Regions from separate parts of the Homo sapiens genome. Here regions 1 and 3 are each linked to region 2. A link is a loop called in an ENCODE intact Hi-C map of the cell type or tissue named here. Cell type or tissue: K562. All regions are shown on one strand.

Region 1 (2,500 bases), 550 kb before region 2:
TATTCTTGCAGTGACCAGAAGAACGAGCAGCGCTTCTGCAGAGGTAAATTTGCCTTGCTGAGAAATCCTTCATTTGAGTGCTCATTTTCTTTGTGACTCCGAGCTCTTATTTCCCGGGCTCATCTGGGATTCCCATTCTCCTCTGGGAAAGGGTCTTCAGTCCCCTCCCATGAGGAGAAGCATCCCACTGCCTTGTTGTGGTGGCCTCAGGGTAAGGAATTGGGCCCTACCCGGTGTGATGAATAAATCTGGACACTCAGCAATGTGGGCAGAAAGGATCCTCACATACTGCAGCAACCAGGTAACTCTGTGCACAGACCAAGGTAAGAAACGTCGTGGGGGGCGACACAGTATTTCCTTGGTGGTCGGGATAAAGGCAAGAAATCTCCAGTAAGGGAGGTTGAGCCTTTAGAGAAAGGAAAGGCAAGAAATCTCCAGTAAGGGGGGTTGAGCCTTTAGAGAAAGGAAAGGTAAGAAATCTCTAGGATGAGGGATTGGGCCTCAGGTCAAATCTCCAGGATGGGAAACCCCCAGTCTTCCTTTATCCCCTAAAAACTACAGGAAGTAAGTCAGAAACCAACTCCTCAGAAAAGAATAGGGTCCTTACCTCCAAACAGTCCACCAGAGTATGGGATCCTGTAGACCACCTTCCCCTGCTTAATGCCCCTGATCCTAACTTCCCTCCCCCTCAGACAGCCACTACTGCCCCAGATCCTTCCCTTACTCACGTTGTTCCTCCTCCTTATGACCCTGACTTTTGGGAACTATCATTGCATGAGCCTGCTCCTAAGTACCCTTCCCTAAAAGGATTTCAACGTGAGGTAGAGCAATGTAAAAAGGATATTCAGAACTTCCCTTTCCCCTCTACCTCTAGGGAATCAGCTCCAACATTCCTCCCCTTAAGAGAGGTGCCCATAGGAGGGGGAGCCATTGGCTTTGTGAATGTCCCTTTAACCAGCTCAGAAGTTTGAAATTTGAAAAAAAAGTCAAGCCACTGTTAGATGACCCTTATGGAGTGGCAGATAAAATTGACCAATTTTTAGGACTCCAATTATATACTTGGGCTGAATTAATGTCCATCATGGGCATCCTCTTTTCAGGGGAAGAAAGGAGAATAATCTGTAGAGCTGCTATGGTAATTTGGGAACACGAACATTCTCACATCAAAATGTTCCCGCCGCAGACCAAAAATTATCCGCCTAAGACCCCCAGTGGGACAATAACAATGCAGCTCACTGGGAAAATATGAAGATCCCCTTGGGCAGGGAATGCTAAAGACAAAAGATAGAGAATTGAAAAGACCGTCCCATGAATGAACTCCTTAGGGAAGCTCAGAAAGTATACGTAAGCAAAAACAAAAAGCAAGTATTATGTTATCCACCTTCCAGCAGGGGGCTCCAAAGGATAAGGCCCACTGAAATTACTCTCCATTGGCCTCCTTAACCATTTCGGATAAAAAGGCTTACAGGTTTCAAAGGGAAAACTCCAATTTGTAGAGCCTGAAGTTAAATACTTAGGGCACTTAATAAGTAAGGACAAACGAAGGATAGGACCTGAGCGAGTTGAAGGAATTGTATCCCTAACTTTGCCTAAAACTAAGCAGGAACTCCTAGAAAAGCCATTTTACCTCTTTGTTAATGTAAACAAGGGGGTAGCTTTAGGGGTACTTACCCAAGAACATGGGGGCCACTGGCAACCTGTAGCCTTTCTATCAAAGGTTTTAGACCCCGTAACCTGTGGATGGCCCGAATGTGTTCAATCTATTGCAGCCACTGCTTTGTTAACTGAAGAAAGCAGAAAGCTAATTTTTGGGGGAATTTTGGTTGTAAGCACACTCCATCAAGTTAGAGCTATTTTAAACCAGAAAGCAGGATGGTGGCTCACTGACTCAAGGATTTTAGCGTATGAAGCTATCCTATTAGAAAGAGATGATTTAACACTAACCACTGATAACTCACTTAACTCAGCAGGTTTTCTAACAGGAAATCCAAATCTAAAAGGACCTGAGCATCAGTGTTTAGATTTAATTGATTATCACACAAAAGTCAGGCCCAATTTAAGAGAGACCCCTTTCAAAACAGGACAGCATTTATTTATAGATGGCCCTTCCTGGGTAATTGAAGGAAAGAGACATAATGGGTATTCAGTAGTTGATGGGGAAGCTCTTGCAGAAATATAGTCAGGAAGATTGGCTAACAATTCGTCCACCCAAACTTGTGAATTGTTTGCATTAAATCAGGCTTTGAAACACTTGCAAAACCAGGAAGGGACTATTTATACTGATTCCAAGTATGCCTTGGAGGCGGGGTAGCTCACACCTGTGGAAAATTTGGACTGAACGAGGTCTCAATAGCAAAGGCCAAGACCTTGTCCACAAGCAATTAATCACTCAAGTATTAGATAACCTCCAGCTGCCAGAAGAGACAGCTATTGTCCATATCCCAGGACACCAAAAAGGTCTTTCTTTTGAAAGTCGAGGGAATAACCTTGCAGATCAAAT
Region 2 (2,500 bases):
GCTAGTACATGAAATCCACAAATTGTGAAAGATTAGTCATAGTGTAATGTATTCTGGACAGTGTAAAAATCTTCAGTTGTTTGAAATTAGGAATGAAGATAAGTAATAAGTGCCATCTCAGGATAAGATCCACCATTATCATGTCAGATCATGTCCTCTTTGCTGGGAATATATATATTTTTCTTTTTTTCTTGTTCTCATTTGCACTGAAGGACTAAGCTGGGAATATTTTTTTCCTCTAAAACGTGTATTTAAATCTAAGGATACTTATTGATAGCTGTCTTCCGAGTTCTATCAATCAGCCCACAGGTAATACCTGGGAGATTCTGTTGTGGCATTGTGGTTCAGGCCTTCTCATGCCTATTTTCTTGGAGGAGAGAGTTCTTCAGTGTTCAAATTGTTAGATGTAATATGGTTCTTTCTTAGAAAATTATGTCCTATAACTTTGGTTCTAGGACTATACTATATATAGATAGGGGCTGGACACATTGTAGATAGCAAAGCCTATATTGTCTTCAGTCCAAAAACCAAGTAAGTTTTATGGCCATCAAAAACAACTGGCACAACCTAACCCCTGATAGCAGAGGTTATCTATTTAAATATGCCTTTATAATGCTGGCATCCTTATAAACAAATGTAAGTTTCATAATGATATCTATTGGACTCACAGACTCAGAACTGGGAGGAAAACTAGAACTCCAGAGATATAAAAAAATTTATAGCTATGATTATTGTACTTTGGTGTATAAGGTGTCTTCACTAACATCAAGGACTGTCTTGTTAACAGTGTGTTGTAATATACAGATTTTAAAACATGTGCATAGTCATTGACCCCAAAACTTCAATTCTAATGGAAATAATGTAAAGTGCATGTTAAGCTCTATGCACAAAGATATTAATCACACAATCACTTATAATATTAAAGGAGTAGAGGAAACCTCAGTGTCATTTCATGGGATGAAATATCTCTTTAATTATTTTATGAAGAATATTAAGCGTAAAATGCAGGTACAGGCTTTTATATAGGATAATCTCAACTAAAAAAATAATGTATGCAATGAATATGGGTATTAGAGAAAGACTAAATTTCAGTCACAGATTTGGGTTTCTAGGCCTTACCTATCAGTTGAAGGGTAGAGCTGTGTTAGCATTAGTCGAGGAGAATTATCATGGTGTTAGTTGTTGTCTCTGGGTAATGGGAAATTATTTTCATTTTCTTTTATATTTTTACATTTTCTAAATTTTCTACAATGAGCACATGTTAATTTTATACTGGGAAAATAATCATCCTGCACTAAGAGCAAAAAAAAAAAAAAAACCTTGACATCTTAACACTGAGTTTTTCTTTTCATTTTATTTCTATTCCTTATAAATGTAGAAGGCATATTTTTCTTGAGGTGGAGGACTATGTCTGAGTCAGCTCCTTCAGCACATAGTCCTACAGAGAGACCCTTAGAGTTTGCAGGGCATTTCCTGGGCTCCGTGCTTTTAGGTTACAGCGCCACCTTTGGGATATAGCCGGCATCACTCGTTACCACCATTTGCTGATGATGTGAAATGCACAATTATACTACGATTTTGTGATGTGGGCAGCTAATTATTCAGTTATCCCAAGGGTTAAGATGTGTAGATGGAACGCATGTTATTTCTTCACTGCCTTGGTTCATTGAAACAACTCCTTGCTGGTCTTCTCATCAACTGCTTCATTCTCCTCCTATGCATGCCAAGGCAAACTTCACGAGCGATTTCAAATTCACTGTTCTCCTTTAGGCATATTCAATGGTTCTCTTTCAGATTTAACTTTCAGATTAAAATGGAAATTCCTTAACATGTCATTGATTTCCAGGTTTCTGACTCCTTCCTGTCTTGTGATGATCTGCCTTTATTCTTCAGCGTTACCAGCTGCTTCCAGCTGTCAGAGGAGCCAGTCTTTCTCCATCTTCCCTGTTTCTCTCCTTGTCTCCAATTCCATCCTATTGGCCTGGAATGCTCTTCTCATTTCTTCATCTGGCTGTTTCCTGTGGTTCCTTCCAGGCTTGGCTCAAAGTTCATTTCTTATGGGAAGCCTTTCCCAGCTCATTAATGCTAGGCCCCTCTTCTCTTCTCCCTTAACACTCATTCATACCCCCTTGTATAACTGTATCTCATACTGTATTTCAACCCTTTACTTCTTCCTGAATCTGACTGAGGTCCTTGATGGTAAGGACCCTAATTCACGTTTCTATACCTAGCCCTTAGCTCATATGCAAATAATGAAAATGCTCAAAAAACATTTAATGAATAAATGAATGAGCACTGGAATTGGTTCACGGTGATTTCCTTATAGTTTTTCTTTTCAATTTTCTTCAACTATAAAAGAAAGATCATAAGATGCATTAAATAAGAAAAATTTTGAGAAACAATTAGCCTAGTGCTAGACACATACTAGTAAATACTTGTTTTTTACTCTTTTTTTTTTTTTTAATAATTCCTATCTAGTTTCATGTTCTCTACATATGGT
Region 3 (2,500 bases), 200 kb before region 2:
TGCTGTGCATGGTCACGTTTTCTCTGCTCTGGCATCTGCTCCCCAGGGGCGTGTTTCAGTCCATGGGAATATATTCAGGATTGCAGGTCTAGGGATGCTGCCTAAATGTCAGAAAGCCAATCTATACCTAAACACACAGTTTAGCTAAGTAAAAATATAGTTTAGAAAAGTTTAAAAACATTGCATCGTTTGACACATTCCTTGGAGTATGAGTTAGGAAAGGGTAAGGAAAATAAAATCCAAACAAAAATAGTTATTTCTGTAAATATCAATGCATTGAAAATGAATATATTTGTAAATATCCATGAATATTTTGAGAGTATAATTCCAACAGATAAGATCATTATAAAAGTAGGTAGCTAGACAATTAAATGCTAGAATTGTCTTTTGTAATTGATATTTATCCTGCTCTATATAATAAATAATGCGTTTATAATTCAGTTAATTTTTTCAGTGTTACTAGTTTAGGAACATCTGACATGCATTGACCATTATAAATATATTTAATCATGTTTACTTTTGCTGTGAAAATATACAATTTGGGGGCACTGGGTTTTGAGCCTTACAGATTTTATTTTGAGTCTTATTTGTATACTAAATATTAAATTTAGGTTTCCATAAGTGCTTTACATTTAACATAACACATGTACATGTACTTGTTTCACTAGAATATAAAAATGTTTTATGTCTTGGTGTACTTTACATTTTCTAACATAATTGTCTATATAGAATATAAGGGCATATTTTGCAAAGCACATAAAAGGCTGAAACCTTCATTTCACATGGGAAATTATTATGATTTTATTTTTAGAATACTGTGTCTTTCTTTTCTAGTCTTCCATATAAAGAATTTTTTGGTGGTGTAAGTGGGCTGACAGTGGAACAATTTAGAAAGATCAATGGTTTTCCTAATGCCTTCTGGGGATGGGGAGGAGAAGATGATGACCTTTGGAACAGGTATGTTGAGGTACAAATTGTTCACTAATAGAATTTTTATAAATCTTATTTATATTAGGTAAATTGTAGTACTTATCCATTCCAAGAACATTCTTTGGGATGGGATATGTTTGAGGTTTCTAAACCCTGTTTTATATTTCTCTTTTTTTTTCATTAAGTCTGCTTTCTGAAATTATTGGCAGCATATAATTAGAGCAGCGGTCCCCAACTTTTTTGGCACCAGGGACCAGTCTCCTGGAAGATAATTTTTCCAAGGACCCAGGAGGATGGTTTCGGGAGGAAACCATTCCACCTCAGATCATCAGGCATTAGATTCTCATAAGGAGCATACAACCTAGATCCCTCACATGTGCAGTTTACAATAGGGTTTGTGTTCCTCTGAAAATCTAATGCCATTCGCTGATCCGACAGGAGGTGGAGCTCAAGCAGTAATGATCGCTCACCTCCTGCTGTGCGGCCCAGTTTTTAACAGGCCATGGACCTATACTGGTTTGTGGCCCAGGGGTTGGGGAACCCTGGATTAGAGCATTCTTTTGTGTTTTAAAATTGAACTCACATAACCCATTTTCATATTTTATTTCTCTATATTTTCATTTCCATATATGGCATTGTAGAGTTCACTATGCTGGATATAATGTAACCAGACCAGAGGGAGACTTAGGAAAATACAAGTCAATTCCTCATCACCATAGAGGTGAAGTCCAGTTTTTAGGACGGTAAGTTGAATGTCATCTTCAGATACCAAGGTTTCCAAAGCTGTTGAATAAATGAAAGGTAAATAAAAATGCATTGAACCCCAAAAAAGCTGCTGAAGGGAATTTTCATAATGGAAGGGAAGTATTTTTTGCTGAAGGGAATCTTTACAAAAGGAAGCATTTTTGATGCTTGTTTTTAAGAGATATACGTATATATACATTAATAAATACACATATTTACGTTAAAGAGCCCGGTTAACTATTTATGTAAAAGTATTTACGTAACATAAAGCATAATGTTTTATTTATTAAAGATGTCTAATTGTAAAAGTGCAAAATAATTTTTTCAGGTGGCATTTCTTGAGTAGTAAAATTGCTAATTTAGAATAATGGTTTAGAGATTCTTAAATTATGCACAAGAACCAGAAATTGTAAAGGGCATTAAGTGCTTTAATTATAAGATGACCTTGAACACAGTCCTTATCAGTTTTCCTTTTTGAACATGTTTTGTTGCTTTTTTGTTTTTTCCTCTAAAACTATAGGTATAAATTACTAAGGTATTCCAAGGAGCGTCAGTACATCGATGGACTGAACAATTTAATATATAGGCCAAAAATACTGGTTGATAGGTTGTATACAAACATATCTGTAAACCTCATGCCAGAGTTAGCTCCAATCGAAGACTATTAAAAGAAGTGGCTGTCGTGGCAAGGTAGACCACAATGCTGGATCATAAACTTGGAGCGCGCTCTTAGTGGAGGTCAGTGATTGGCTGTGTCACAGTGCCCTTTTCTCTGAGAAGAGCCAGCAGTCCACAGTGTTTACAGAGTGGGACTATATACAGTCAC

The links. A loop is a pair of places that touch in the nucleus more often than their neighbours do. Peaks named below come from ENCODE experiments on the same cell type or tissue, not always from the same donor. Only the 100,000 strongest peaks of a DNase experiment are listed, where the experiment ranks them.
Region 1: it touches region 2 in a loop (6-fold over the local background); 2 of 110 quality-filtered maps call a loop at or near these places.
Region 3: a loop joins it to region 2, with 5 times the contacts of the local background. A loop is called at or near these places in 2 of 110 quality-filtered maps.

The regions. Positions count from the first base shown.
Region 1 is chr18:31,976,360-31,978,859 of GRCh38, reverse strand. No RefSeq gene overlaps it. Among named protein-coding and RNA genes, the nearest start is that of TRAPPC8, 34 kb to the right of the region's middle. In K562, a CTCF peak has its summit at 1,390 (motif pointing right); a DNase peak (open chromatin) is centred at 1,419.
Region 2 is chr18:31,423,584-31,426,083 of GRCh38, reverse strand. All of the region lies in intron 1 of DSG1-AS1 (DSG1 antisense RNA 1), which reads left to right. Among named protein-coding and RNA genes, the nearest start is that of DSG1-AS1, 2.2 kb to the left of the region's middle. In K562, a CTCF peak has its summit at 1,506; a DNase peak (open chromatin) is centred at 1,493.
Region 3 is chr18:31,625,456-31,627,955 of GRCh38, reverse strand. It overlaps B4GALT6 (beta-1,4-galactosyltransferase 6), which reads left to right. Exons shown (of 9, transcript NM_004775.5): 7 at 835-957; 8 at 1,572-1,673; 9 at 2,195-2,500. The coding sequence ends at 2,342. Among named protein-coding and RNA genes, the nearest start is that of TTR, 35 kb to the right of the region's middle. In K562, a CTCF peak has its summit at 1,371 (motif pointing right); no DNase peak of the experiment used is centred here.